Regions from separate parts of the Homo sapiens genome. Here region 1 is linked to region 2. A link is a contact called in ENCODE Hi-C or POLR2A ChIA-PET data. All regions are on one chromosome and are shown on one strand. The core of a region is the stretch at or near the end of the contact, and the rest is flanking DNA. Distances in the headings are between cores, read along the strand shown.

The links. Hi-C counts contacts between places; a loop is a spot of excess contacts on that map. ChIA-PET counts read pairs that join two places held with the same protein, here RNA polymerase II (POLR2A). Pooled maps may share reads with other maps.
Region 1: a pooled map shows a loop between it and region 2 (4-fold over the local background). The contact joins the promoter of LINC02545 here to the promoter of COPB1 in region 2. A Hi-C loop is called at or near these places in 4 of 50 pooled maps. POLR2A ChIA-PET finds 5 or more read pairs at or near these places in 2 of 52 experiments (CD4-positive, alpha-beta T cell and CD8-positive, alpha-beta memory T cell).

Annotation. Positions count from the first base shown.
Region 1 is chr11:13,865,768-13,873,293 of GRCh38, forward strand. LINC02545 (long intergenic non-protein coding RNA 2545) reads right to left here and starts at 4,849. Exons shown (of 4, transcript NR_149109.1): 1 at 4,781-4,849; 2 at 3,572-3,623; 3 at 2,870-2,909.
Region 2 is chr11:14,497,754-14,504,882 of GRCh38, forward strand. It overlaps COPB1 (coat protein complex I subunit beta 1), which reads right to left and starts at 2,058. Exons shown (of 22, transcript NM_001144061.2): 1 at 1,954-2,058; 2 at 1,085-1,232. The coding sequence starts at 1,175. PSMA1 (proteasome 20S subunit alpha 1) reads right to left here. Exons shown (of 10, transcript NM_002786.4): 10 at 7,123-7,129. RefSeq lists an enhancer at 2,180-2,279.

The DNA of each region.
Region 1 (7,526 bases), core at 3,599-6,098, 630 kb before region 2:
TGTCCATGTGTTCTCATTGTTCAGTTCCCACCTATGAGTGAGAATATGCGGTGTTTGGTTTTTTGTTCTTGTGATAGTTTACTGAGAATGATGATTTCCAATTTCATCCATGTCCCTACAAAGGACATGAACTCATCATTTTTTATGGCTGCGTAGTATTCCATGGTGTATATGTGCCACATTTTCTTAATCCAGTCTATCATTGTTGGACATTTGGGTTGGTTCCAAGTCTTTGCTATTGTGTATAATGCTGCAATAAACATATGTGTGCATGTGTCTTTATAGCAGCATGATTTATAGTCCTGTGGGTATATACCCAGTAATGGGATGGCTGGGTCAAATGGTATTTCTAGTTCTAGATCCCTGAGGAATCGCCACACTGACTTCCACAGTGGTTGAACTAGTTTACAGTCCCACCAACAGTGTAAAAGTGTTCCTATTTCTCCACAACCTCTCCAGCACCTGTTGTTTCCTGACTTTTTAATGATTGCCATTCTAACTGGTGTGAGATGGTATCTCACTGTGGTTTTGATTTGCATTTCTCTGATGGCCAGTGATGGTGAGCATTTTTTCATGTGTTTTTTGGCTGCATAAATGTCTTCTTTTGAGAAGTGTCTGTTCATATCCTTCGCCCACTTTTTGATGAGGTTGTTTGTTGTTTTCTTGTAAATTTGTTTGAGTTCATTGTAGATTCTGGATATTAGCCCTTTGTCAGATGAGTAGGTTGCAAAAATTTTCTCCCATTTTGTAGGTTGCCTGTTCACTCTGATGGTAGTTTCTTTTGCTGTGAAGAAGCTTTTGAGTTTAATTAGATCCCATTTGTCAATTTTGCCTTTTGTTGCCATTGCTTTTGGTGTTTTAGACATGAAGTCCTTGCCCATGCCTATGTCCTGAATGGTATTGCCTAGGTTTTCTTCTAGGGTTTTTATGGTTTTAGGTCTAACATGTAAGTCTTTAATCCATCTTGAATTAATTTTTGTATAAGGTGTAAGGAAGGGATCCAGTTTCAGCTTTCTACATATGGCTAGCCACTTTTCCCAGCACCATTTATTAAATAGGGAATCCTTTCCCCATTGCTTGTTTTTGTCAGGTTTGTCAAAGATCAGATAGTTGTAGATATGCTGCGTTATTTCTGAGGGCTCTGTTCTGTTCCATTGATCTATATCTCTGTTGTGGTACCAGTACCATGCTGTTTTGGTTACTGTAGCCTTGTAGTATAGTTTGAAGTCAGGTAGTGTGATGCCTCCAGCTTTGTTCTTTTGGCTTAGGATTGACTTGGCGATGCGGGCTCTTTTTTGGTTCCATATGAACTTTAAAGTAGTTTTTTCCAATTCTGTGAAGAAAGTCATTGGTAGCTTGATGGGGATGGCATTGAATCTGTAAATTACCTTGGGCAGTATGGCCATTTTCACGATATTGATTCTTCCTACCCATGAGCATGGAATGTTCTTCCATTTGTTTGTGTCCTCTTTTATTTCCTTGAGCAGTGGTTTGTAGTTCTCCTTGAAGAGGTCCTTCACATCCCTTGTAAGTTGGATTCCTAGGTATTTTATTCTCTTTGAAGCAATTGTGAATGGGAGTTCACTCATGATTTGGCTCTCTGTTTGTCTGTTGTTGGTGTATAAGGATGCTTGTGATTTTTGTACATTGATTTTGTATCCTGAGACTTTGCTGAAGTTGCTTATCAGCTTAAGGAGATTTTGGGCTGAGACGATGGGGTTTTCTAGATAAACAATCATGTCGTCTGCAAACAGGGACAATTTGACTTCCTCTTTTCCTAATTGAATACCCTTTATTTCCTTCTCCTGCCTGATTGCCCTGGCCAGAGCTTCCAACACTATGTTGAATAGGAGTGGTGAGAGAGGGCATCCTTGTCTTGCACCAGTTTTCAAAGGGAATGCTTCCAGTTTTTGCCCATTCAGTATGATATTGGCTGTGGGTTTGTCATAAATAGCTCTTATTATTTTGAGATACATCCCATCGATACCTAATTTATTGAGAGTTTTTAAAATAAATAAGAAATAAATAAATAAAGGTGAAAAAAACTACACACTAGTAACTCTTATGAACATAGTTGCGAAATTTCTCAACACACTATTAGCAAATGGAACCCAACAATTTACTTAACAATATTGCACAGCTAATTGAGCTTTATTCCAGGTATGAAAGTATGCATGGCAGGTCCAATATTAGTTAATCAATCAATGGAATTTGGCACATTAACAAACTGAAACAGAAATCATAAGATCATATCAATATATACAGGAAAAGCACTGACAAAATTTAGCACCCATTTATGATTAAAAAAACAAACAAAAATTTAAAAAAAGTCTCTCAGAAATCTAGGGCCAGGGGGACCTTGTTCAACTTGATAAAATACCCTATAGCTACCATCATACCTATGGTGAGCAACTGGATGTATTTCTCCTAATATCAGCAATAGTGCGATAATGTCTTCTCTTACTTCTCCTAGTCAATACTATGCTGGAGTATCTAGTTAGTGCATTAAGGTAAGAAAAGAAAAGAAAACTCAGTTTACATGCTTGATGTTCTTCTCAAACACCCATGAAATCAGTCTAATTATGAGAAAAACATCAGGCACATGCTAATGGAGTAATATTCTATAAAACATTTGAAGATTACTCAATACTATTGAGGTAATCAAAAACAATGCCAGAGAAAAGTATAGCCAAGAAAAGCCCAAGAAGACATGACTATTTCATGTAATGTGGTAACTTAGATGATATTCTGGAACAGAGAAAGGATACGAAGAAAAAACTAAGCAAAGCTAAATAAACTATAGCCTTTAGTTAAAAAAAATAAACAAGTCATATTTTATATATATGCTGTTACTTATATTTTATAATACCTGGCTGGTGCTTAGCCTTGCCTCTCTGAAAATCTTGGTTCTAGAAGTGCATAAAAGGAAAGAGAGGATCTTTTTTAAAATTTATTTTATCATTCTAAGTATTATTATTATTATTATTAAGAGACAGGGTCTCACTTTGTCACCCAGGCTGAAGTGCAGTGGTGTGATTATAGCTCACTGCAACCTCAGACTCCTGGGCTCAAGTGATCCTCCTGCCTCAACCTTCCAAAGCACTGGGATTACAGGAGTGAGCCAACACACCTAAGAGGATCTTTTCTACCTAAATTTATGCTAGTCAACAGTATAAGCAGTAACAAACTTTAAACCAAATAGAATGAAAAAAAACCACAAAAACTCCAGAGCTTAGGTAAGGAAATTCTTATCTAAGTGGGTTGGCTTAGCTAGCATGAATTCTGCCTAAAATCCCAACACTTCCCACATTTCCACCTCAAGTATTGCAGCCTGTGCCCTCAGGGTAACAGATCATCAAAGCTGTGTTTTTGCTCTTCACTTTCTCTTCTCTGTGTGTATTGACTCATCTTTTACCACTTCCACAACCCCACTACTCAGCCCTGATGCTCTAATATATCAAAGCCAAGTTTATAATCAAAGAATCATACAACTACCATTGACATCATGACCCACGTTAGTATCTGTTTTTCAGGAAGTGTTGAGATCAAAGAAGTAGATATGTTTGGTCACCTCCCAGCTCAGAAAAATCTCCAAATTCACGGAAGCCCTGCAGTAAAAAAGCCTGTTTAAGTTAATTTAATGCCTACATGACCAGATTTATTTTGACAGAATACACCCTCTTCCACACCCACCCAGCATTTGTTGTTTTTTTTCTAGTTAAGGGACACTAGCCTTCTTTGGAACACAATTTGGAAAATGTGAACGTCCCCTGTCTGGTACATGGCTCTATCTCTTCTACATTCTTGGTTTTCTAAGAAAAGCTGCCCAGGATCTCTTACCCTACTGTACTCCCCTAAATTTTCTATTTTAGGAAATACAGTGTTATAACAAAAACAGTCAGAATATGGACTGTGATGATCTTTGCCAAATACAGAGTCATCTCATTAAACCTCAGAGGTAGTGCCTCAGTAGGGCCTGAGAATGTGGCACTATAAAATTTTCACTTAACATTAAAACACCCAAAAAATATCTGGGGTAAGAGCAGATGTCTTTTTGTTTTGTGCAATAGCTTATATGGAAACCTACTTATAGGTGGGCCATTGTTTGCAATATTTTATTTAAATAAATTTGTTGTTTGGGACACTACCTTTTAATATACTCTCTTTCATAAACTAAGTTTGGTCTTCTGGAAATGCTGTATAATATTGAGAATAATTTACATCCAGGAAAAATGTCTTGTTTGAAGAACCTCGAGTGACTTCTCATTTCAAAATATATCAAGTTGTTTATTCTTAAAGGCTCAAAGGAATCTGACCATGTGTATTAGTCCATTTTCATACTGCTATGAAGAAATACCCAGGACTAGGCAATTTATAAAGAAAAAGGGGTTTAATGGACTCACAGTTCCATATGGCTGGAGAGGCCTCACAATCATGGCAGAAGGTGAATGAGGAACAAAGTGACATCTTACATGGTGGCAGGCAAGAGAGCATGTACAGAGGAACTGCCCTTTATAAAACCATCAGATCTTGTGAGACTTATTCACTATCATGGTAACAGCAGGGAAAAACTTGCCCCCATGATTCAATTACCTCCCACAAGGTCCCTCCTGCAACATTTGGTGATTATGGGAGCTACCGTTCAAGATGAAATTTGGGTGGGGACACAGCCAAACCATATCACCCTGGCTCTATTCAGAGCCTACAGAGGAGGTCCAAACTTTAAATATTCATTTATGCAGTCTGTTATTTAGTTGGTAAATACTTATGGGACACCTACTTTGTGCCAGACTCTGTTCCAGATGTTGGAGATAACATGGCAAACAAAGAAAGAAAAAGGCCCATGACCTCTTGGATCTTACACTCTGCTGGAAAGAAACAGGGCTTACATAAGTGAGAGCATGTCAGAGCATAATAAATGCTATGAAGGAAAGAAAGTGGGGTAAAGGGAAAGAGGGTGACTTACGGAGGCACGAGAAGAAGGGCCTCTCTGGAGAGGTGACATTTGAATGAATTGAAGGAGCCAGCCATGGGAGAGAAAAAGATCACAGACAGAAGGAGAAGCTAATGACAAAGCCCTGAGGTGGGAGCAAGCTCGGGATTTTCCAGGTTTAGAAAGAATGCTGTGTACTTCTATGTGGCATGGGGGACGAGAGCCTGGGGACAGAGTTAGACAGGAGGTCAGGGACCAGACCATGTGAGGTCTTGAAGGCCAGAGTAAGGAGCTGCAGTTTATTCCAGGGACAATGGGAAGCCATTGGAGAGTTGTATCAGGGGAGTGATATTATCTGATTTATAGATCACCAGTCTACACCAGCACTGAAATGACTTTTGGCAGCATTTTATTTTGAGACTTGACACTACCTATTCCCACCCATATCCCCGTCAACCTTGGCTGAACCTCCAAGCTCAAGTGCCTGCATCACCATCCTCTTCTGGGCCCTTGTCTCCTCATATTCCATTCTTTTTTTTCAAAATGTTTCCACCCTGCCTCCTAGAACCCCACATTCTAGAGTAACTGCCCCCCTTTCTTCTCGACATCTTCACTATCTACTGTTTTCATCTTCTTGTGTTAACTAGAAGCTTGTCCTCCCTTTTGGGTGCCTCCTGGCTTTGTTCCTCCTTTGAGTTACCTATTTGTTCTCCTAAGGGCATGAGGTGGAAGGTGGACACTCTCCCTCCTCCACCCAGCTGCTTCCGTGCACTTCTGCCTCCCTCTTGCCCTCTGTGATGATGCTCCATTTTTGTTTACAGCACATCCCTTGGATAGTTCCTTCCAAGTCATCTCTGCTGGTTCATTTTCCTTTGCCTGCCCCTTATATTTTGGGATGGTAGAACGCTTTCCTGGACTCCCTTTCCTTCTTACTTTACACACCTTTCCTTGGTTATCAATTCCTCCCCCAGTCCCATGAATTCAATCTTCATCTATAACCCGAAGGTGTTGGAATCCATATTTCCAGTTCAGACTTCTTTCTCAAGTTGCAGACTCTTTTTGTTTGTGTGTTTTTGGAGATGGAGTCTCACTGTGTTTCCCAGGCTGGAATGCAGTGGCCTGTTCTTGGCTCACTGCAAACTTCACCTCCGGGTTCAAGTAATTCTTGTGCCTCAGCCTCCCCCAAGAAGCTGAGATTACAGGCATGTGCCACCATGCCGAGCTAATTTTTGTATTTTTAGTAGAGGTAGGGTTTTGCCATATTGGCCAAGCTGGTCTTGAACTTCTGGCCTCAAGAAATCTGCCTGCCTCACCCTCCCAAAGTGCTCGGATTACAGGCATGAGCCACTGTGCCCATCCAATGTTACATACATTTATAGGTAGTATATCACAAGCTCCTTGGAAGAGGGACAATATTCTGCTCTTACTTGTAGCACTCATAGCATGCATTGGGCTTCATATATAGTATGCACTTAGTAAATATTTGTTGGGAAAAATGGATGGAGAAAACATATGTCACCTGCTACCTAACCTTGTTGTCATCCACTGATCTCTGTTTCTCCTCATCATTCACTGAGGGCTTAAGCTCTCCACACCACTCCTGACATTAGCAATAATTCTGTTAATATCAACATCTGTGGAGAAGATGCAGCCAACAACTGACCTCAGGTTTTCAGCTCCTCCCTCCCATGATGAATTTCTCTACCGTGCTTCAGTTTCCAACTCCCATGAGATGCCTCTGTCTAGATTGTGTCATCACAAATAGGTACACCTCCTTCTAAAATCTCAGTTCCATGCCCCACCCCCATCACCTCCTGCCAACCTCCTAAAGCCCAGGCTGTAACCATCCTTCATCCTCACTTGGACCTTCAATCTATAGGTCCTTTTTTACCCCTCATGTCCTCCTCTTCCTCCCTATCCACCTTACAGTTCATCATTATCATTGATCCCTTTCAGTTTCAGTGATAGCCCAGGCAAGTGCCAGGTCCTGAAAATCGGGCAGGGAAGAAAAGGCAACCTGGCTATGCACTCCCAGAATTTATAGTCTAGTGGGGGGATAGATATTAAAAACGTGAGGAAACATATAGATGTATGATTAAAAATTATGAGAAGAGCTTTGAAGGGAATGTACAGGAGGCAATGAGTTTGCATAATAGGCTTATCTAATTCAGTCTCAGGAGATGGAGAAGTCTTCCCTGAAGAATATTAAAAGAAACTCCTTGGGAAAAAAAAGAAAAGGAAAAGCATTTCTGTAGTTTAAATGTTGATTTTTAATTATTTCAAAAATCTGCTCAACTTTTACCTAGGAGAAGCACTAACAATGATTTCTAAAGATCTCAATACTCTGCTCTTTCCTGTACCCTCCTGGGCATATCGCTTCTTAGACGTTTCCCATTGTCTGTATTTTCTGTCTGCCTCTCCTTCTGCCTCGGGGTGCTTCTGAGGCTTCTAGAGCCAAATGATCAAAATAGATAAGTTTATGGAAAACCCTGGAAACAATTGTTACTTTTCCTACCAAGTGCAACACAGAGACATTATGTTCCACATTTGCTAAATAAAATAAAAGTCAACACTTTGAACGTTGCTATTAAAA
Region 2 (7,129 bases), core at 808-3,307:
AGCACTGTTTACAACAGTCAAAACTTGAAAGCAACCTAAGTGTCCACCAACAGATAAATGTATAAAGAAAATGTGGTACATATACACAATGGAGTACTATTCAGCCATAAAAAAAGAATGAGATCTTGTCATTTGCAAAAATATGGATGGAACTGGAGGTCATTATGTTACATGAAATAAGTCAGGCATAGAAAGACAAACTTCACATGTTCTCACTTATTTGTGGAAGCTAAAAATCAAAACAAACTCACGGAGACAGAGTAAAAGGATGGTTATCAGAGGTGGGAAGGGTAGTGGTAGGGAAGTGGAGATGGTTAATGGGTACAGAAAAAATGAGTTAGACCCGATATTTGATAGCACACAGGGTAACTACAGTCAATAATAATTTAATTGGACATTTAAAAATAACTGAAAGTGTAACTGGATTGTCACACAGAAGACAAATGCTTGAAGGGATGGATACTCCATTTTTCCATGTGATAATTATGTATTGCATGCCTGTATCAAAGCATTTCATGTACCCCATAAATATATACATCTACTGTGTACCCCCAAAAATTAAACATTACAAAAAGTTCAGAAATATAGTTGTTTTCTTATTTGCAAAAATGCATAAAAAATGAAAAGGTAAACTTTTCTGGAAAATACATGTTTATTCCAGTGTTCACCTAATTGTTTGGGTGGGTAATCCAAAGAACAAAGTTCTTTTGGTTTTACAAGCTAAGTAACATGAAGTTAAGTGCACGATGGAATTAAGATATTCCAATACACATCCTCAACCTGTTGCCTAGAGAAAATAATCAGCCACATTAATATATTGAAGTCTACAAAAATTATGACATTTTGAGGAATATCTAAACTATTACAATTTCTTTAGGTTTACTAAGATAAACTGAGATGTTCTATTTCAAACAACCAATATTTAAAGAAGTTCGCATTTTTAATAAAAGGTCTATCGAAGAGATCCTAGAAAAACTTTAGACAAAAATTAAGCATTTCTAATTATAAAGGAATATGAAATATGAGTTTTTTATTTTTGTTTTTTCTTTTTTCATTTCATTCTCAAAATAATATCGAAGTTTACCTAGATCATTTTTTAAGCTAATTTCAGATGGTGGTTCTGAATCCATTGGCACGTTAATTAACGTGTAGCATACGTTCTCAGCCGCCGTCATGGTTTCTGGTTATATTATAACCAATCCTTGACACAAGATTTAAGGATGCCAGAAAATCTAGAAAAATAAACACAGACATATCATTACAAATTAAAAAAAAAAAACCCACAAACAAGTACCTATAGTGACCTTTTAAAGTATTAGAAAGGGCAGGTCAATCTATATCGTGTTCCCATAAAAATAAATTCTAGTAAAAACCACATTATCAGCTCTGGCATAAGGTATATTATCTATCACTCCCTCATCGCATCCCGGTCCAGTGTTTGAGAATGCTGTATAGCCGAATGAAGGCCCACAGAACAGTGACAGTCCCCCCAGCCACACCCCACAATGTTATGGACCGTATGGTTTTTACACAACACACAATCTGCATGCTCAAGTTAAGAGACCTTGTGCCTGAATACTCTGCCAAAACCCTAAAGCGCTTTATCGCGGTCCTTGGTGGGTTCCGACTCTATGTCCGCGGGTCCCTTAATCAACGCGCTGCACCCCCACCTCGCCCCACCCGCTTCCTCCTCCCCTTCCTCCAGCAAAGCAGCCCTAGGCCTGAAAGGGTACGCCTAGGGGTCTTGGGAGGGAAAAGACCCCCGGCCAATACAAAGGACGGGATGGAGCGTCCGACCCGGAGCTTCCTAGCCCTCCGCCCCCACCCCGACCCGCACCCCCACCCGTACCCCCACCCGGTCCCTTCTGCCAGGCCCAGACGCAAGCGGCCTAGTCGCTCCCCTTCCGCATCTTCCAGCTAGAAAGCCAGTTCTTCCGACTCTGCCCGACCCACCACGCCTCTGGGACTGGGGGCTTGTGGCCCACTACCAGGCTCCGAGGGGCAGTGGTTTGGTGCAGCCGCGGATCCGTCTACTGCGGCTCCGTCTACTCCGGCTATGAACCGCAGCAGCGGCGGCGGCGGCTCCAGAGTCCTTGGCTGACGTGGAAGGGGGTGGGGTAACGACCGAAGCCACAGCCACCTAGCACCTACGGCGACTCAGAGAGGACATGCTTTCTTTGTGCAGCGCTTGCGCGCTGCAAGTATATCCTATTTTCTTCCTCTTCTCTTGTCCAGGGTTTGATTAGGCCGCAGAGCAATGAAACCACGTATTTTCTAGTTTTCCCTGCAAGCCAAGCTCTGAGTTAAGCACTATGCTAATTTAAACGCTAACTGGAAATCGTTCCTTCTTCAGGAACAGTCAAGGGGAGAAAGTGCTTGGAGAGAGGGAAACTTTTACAGGGCTCTGTTCCCGTGAAAAAGAGCTCTGGACTAGAAAGTGGAAACCCAGTAATCCTTTTTCTTGTCCACACCCTAATAAACTGGGAAAGTAACTAATACTATTGGGAAGGTAATTCAGTTATTTTATTAATTATCACTAGATTAAAATCCATTTCAGTTCTTAACATCGCTAGTAGTTTGAATCTGCCTCTCTGCAGGTAGGGCTGGAGTTATTTGAAAATCCAAAGTCACATTGGTATAATTTCTGCTTTTTATTTAATAATGGCCTCTTTCCGTGATCCTTTCTGAGCACCCAGTAGATTAGAAAAAATTTTTATGCATAAAGGGAGACAGTCACTGTTTTAAAGGATTTTACGTATCTCCAAAGACCTGTTACAGCTGCAATCAGCCATAGTACTTTCGGTTTTGCCCATTTGAAGTTCCATAGCACGCCCCGCCCCTACACCTCCCTCTGCCCACAAAAGGGTTTTATGGCCAATTATTAATAACAAAATATCTTAAAGCTTAAGCAAAATACTGCGAATAAAAACAGATCTGACGGCAACTGCCCTAGTTAACAGGTTCATCTCAGGAAGATGGAACACCAATAGTACCTCATTTATGTAGGATCTAGCTCTTTTGAGCTTTCTCTTTTTAGAACCATCAAGCAATCTACAAATTCTTTGAGCACCCAAAATTGTATTCAAAGGCCATGTGTTGACAGCACTTTAAGAGTGCCTCTCTGATTCTGTGCATTCATTTTTTTTAATATTTAATCTTAATGGTAGAGTGACATGAATACAGAGATCCCATATACTCTTTACCTAGTTTCTCCCAATGGTAACATCTTGCATAGTTATAGTACAATATCAATTTCAGGAAATTGACAGACATAATTCACCCAGCCTTGTTCAGACTTCACTAGTTTTACATGTACTCGTTTTTATATTCACTTGTAGACAATTTTATCATGCTTATATGTGTGTAATCACCAACACAGTCGAGACAGAACAGTTCTATCACAAGGATTCTCATGCTGTCCTTTGATAGCCATAGCCACCTCCCACACTAACCTGTGGCAACCACTAATAATTCTCTATGATTTTTATCATCTCAATGTTATATAAATGGAATTATACAATGTAATCTTTTGAGATTGGATTTTTTTACTGAGCATAATTCCCCTGAGATCAATCCCGGGTGTGTGTACAACAGTTTGTTCCTTTTCTGTGTATTCGTTTTTAACATGGAAGTTTTACAAATGCAGTTATCTGGTTTCCAAGCCCACTTAACTTACCAAAAAGTGACAATCTGTCAGCAAGAAATGAGGCCAAAAAAGGTATAAAAACTAGATTTACAGTAAGAAAGCTCAGTTTAGGGCCATCATGGTGTAGGACTTAAACCGTACAGACTTCATTTGCCCCAGAGGTTCATTCTGTTACAGAATAACTTTGAGGTTTCTCATGACCCCAAGTCATTAAGTTCTAAATATGAAAAGGCAAGAAAATGTAATGTTTTACATATTACTTTAGTTAGATCTGAACCTACAATTGTCATTGGCAGTGCATATATTTTTCCATATTCTTAAGTACAAAGCTTTTTGAATGGGTATAAGGACCTTAATATTAACCTCATTAACTCTTCCTGATCTGTTGTAAAATACACTTTGTTTGGGCTGTTTTACTCTAAGATGTAATTATATAATTTTGAATGCCTTTAAATTATAAATGCAGAGCAAAGACCTTGTCATTTTATCAAGGACCATAGAAATTGTGGTATCTAAAAAGTCAAGGCCTAGAGAATAGGGACTTGCCCCAAATCATGTAATGGCCAAACACTGAGTTAGAACTAGGACCTGAATCCTGTCATCTACGTTATTATTTTTATTTTTTTGAGACAAGAGTCTCACTCTGTCACCCAGGCCGGAGTACAGCGGCATGATCATAGCTCACTGCAGCCTCAGACTCTGGACTCAAGTGATTCTCCCACCTCAGCCTCCTGAGTAGCTGGGACCACAGGTGTGTGCCACCACACCAGGCTAAGTTTTAAAAATTTTTGTAGAGATGGGGTCTCACTATATTGCCCAGGCTGGTCTTGAACTGAACTCAAGCAATCCTCCCACCTCGGCCTCTCAAAGTGTTGAGATTACAGGCGTGAGCCAACACACCCAGCCACTGCCTTTTATTCCATGCCAGTTCTTCAGAGCTGCACACATACATGCTCAATAAATTCCAGGTGAATTGAGTATCTTTGTATCAAAGTGACAGGCTTTATAAAACATCATTAGGATTTTACTGTTTGTAATTATTCAACAGACTAAATGGAATATGTGAGTACAACAGACTAAACATGAAAGGGCATCACAATGAACTGTATATACAGTGGGGTTGAGTATTACTGGAGTGGGGAGGACTTTAAGTTCTAAAGTCAGTATATAAGACTAAAAATCACATTGAAAAAATTACTTAAATTGCTCCCAAAGTATAATACAGAATATTTATTTTTTTAGCTGAATACAAGCCAACTAGTGGTTTGTATTTGTGGAACAGGTGCATGTTCCACAATGATAAACATAACAATATCTTTGGTTTTATTTTTTGAGACAGAGTCTCGCTCTGTCACCTGGCCAGGCTGGAGTGCAGTGGCATGATCTCGGCTCACTGCAACCTCTGCCTCCCAGGTTCAAGTGATTCTCCTGCCTCAGCCTCCCGAGTAGCTGGGACTACAGGCGCGTGCTACCATGCCCATTTAATTTTTGTATTTTTAGTAGAGACGGGATTTTGCCATGTTGCCCAGGCTGGTCTCGAACTCTTGACCTCAGGTGATCCACCCGCCTCGGCCTCCCAAAGTGCTGGGATTACAGGTATGAGCCACAATATCTTTAAACAGCAGAATCATTCAGCAAAGACAGAGGCTCACCCAATGGAATGCATGTGGAAGAGAGATCTGCCTAAGCAAAGGGCAGATTATTATATTTCCCACTTATGCTCCCTCCCCAGACTAAATACCCATTGAGTGTAGAGGCAGGTGGGAGTTCCTGAGTTCACTATTTTGTGTGTGTGTGTGTGTGTGTGTGTGTGTGTATGTGTGTGGAAAGTTACATGTGCTTGATGCAACTCCACTGTAGGTCAAATAGCCACATGGTACTTGCGTCTAACTCCCAAGCTTGCATGGTAGATTCCTGAGGCTACTGCTGGAGAAACTGACATCTCTCACATTCCAGTACTTAGACATCTTTCCCTTAATAAGGCTCCCAGAGCTACTTTTACCATTCTCTAAGAAATCAGGGGGATTTAAACCTACTAAGGCTTTTGAAGATTTGGGAAAGTTGGGGGGAAAAAATAAACTATGAATTTTAGAGTTTAAAAGGTGTTATCACATAAATTCTCCCTTTTAACCCTCACTATAATTCTCCAAAGGGTTTCCTTAAAAAAGAGCTAAGTAACTTGCCCAAAGCCAATAGCAGCTAATTAGAATTAGGTCTAAAATGGGTTACTATCTATAAATGAATTTTTCTTCAGAAAGATGTATTATCTCAGAAAATAAAATAACTCCTCTAGATGTCAGCAGCCAAATTTTGGATTATGGTTTTTGTCTTTTTTTTTTTTTTTTTTTTTTGAGACAGAGTCTCGCTCCAGGCTGGAGTGCAGTGGCGCGATCTTGGCTCACTGCAAGCTCCGCCTCCCGCGTTCACGCCATTCTCCTGCCTCAGCCTCTCCGAGTAGCTGGGACTACAGGCACCCTCCACCATGCCCGGCTAATTTTTTGTATTTTCAGTAGAGACGGGGTTTCACCGTGGTCTCGATCTCCCGATCTCGTGATCCGCCTGCCTCGGCCTCCCAAAGTGCTGGGATTACAAGCGTGAGCCACCGCGCCTGGCCGGATTATGGGTTTTTAAAAATTAAATTAAATTAAAATTTTTTTTGAGATGGAGTTTCACTCTTGTTGCCCAGGCTAGAGTGCAATGGCACGATCTTGGCTCACTGCAACCTCTGCCTCCTGGGTTCAAGCGATTCTCCTGCCCCAGCCTCCTGAGTAGCTAGGATTACATGCATGTGCCACCACACCCAGCTAATTGTTTTGTATTTTTAGTAGAGATGAGGTTTCTCCATGTTGGTCAGGCTGGTCTGGAACTCCCGACCTCAAGTGATCCGCCCACCTCAGCCTCCCAAAGTGCTGGGATTACAGGCATGAGCCACCACGCCCAGCCAGGATTATGGTTTTTTTTTTTAAATCAGATTTCCTCTAATTTCAGTTTACATGGTCTAAGATAAAAATGGTTCTGCAATACCTGAGTATGCCACTCATGGGAATAACAGAAGGCAGCCTAAAGATCATGCTGGAGTGGGGCTGGAGAGGATAAAAGGTTTGGGATTACAATTTCCCATGTGTTGTTTTTACAGAAGTTCCCTTCAAAGACCAGAGCTACAACTACTGCCATTTGCTGGTTGGAAAGAAAACCATTCATATGATAACTGATGCTTATATCAGGAAGTGGTGGTTTCTTAAGTTTTAATTAAAATCACCACAGTTGAACCCTGAAATTTGTATTCTAAACCAAATCTCCATGGATTCTCATGCAGCCAGTTCATACACTGGAGAACTGTTATAAGGCTATGACAGATAAGAGGTATTATTTTTCTCCATCACTAAAAATAAGGCAATTTAATTAGGCAAATGACCAGTTGTAATCCCAGACTACTATATAGAGTTGAAGCTACTTAAAAAAACAAAAACCCAATATACCAGG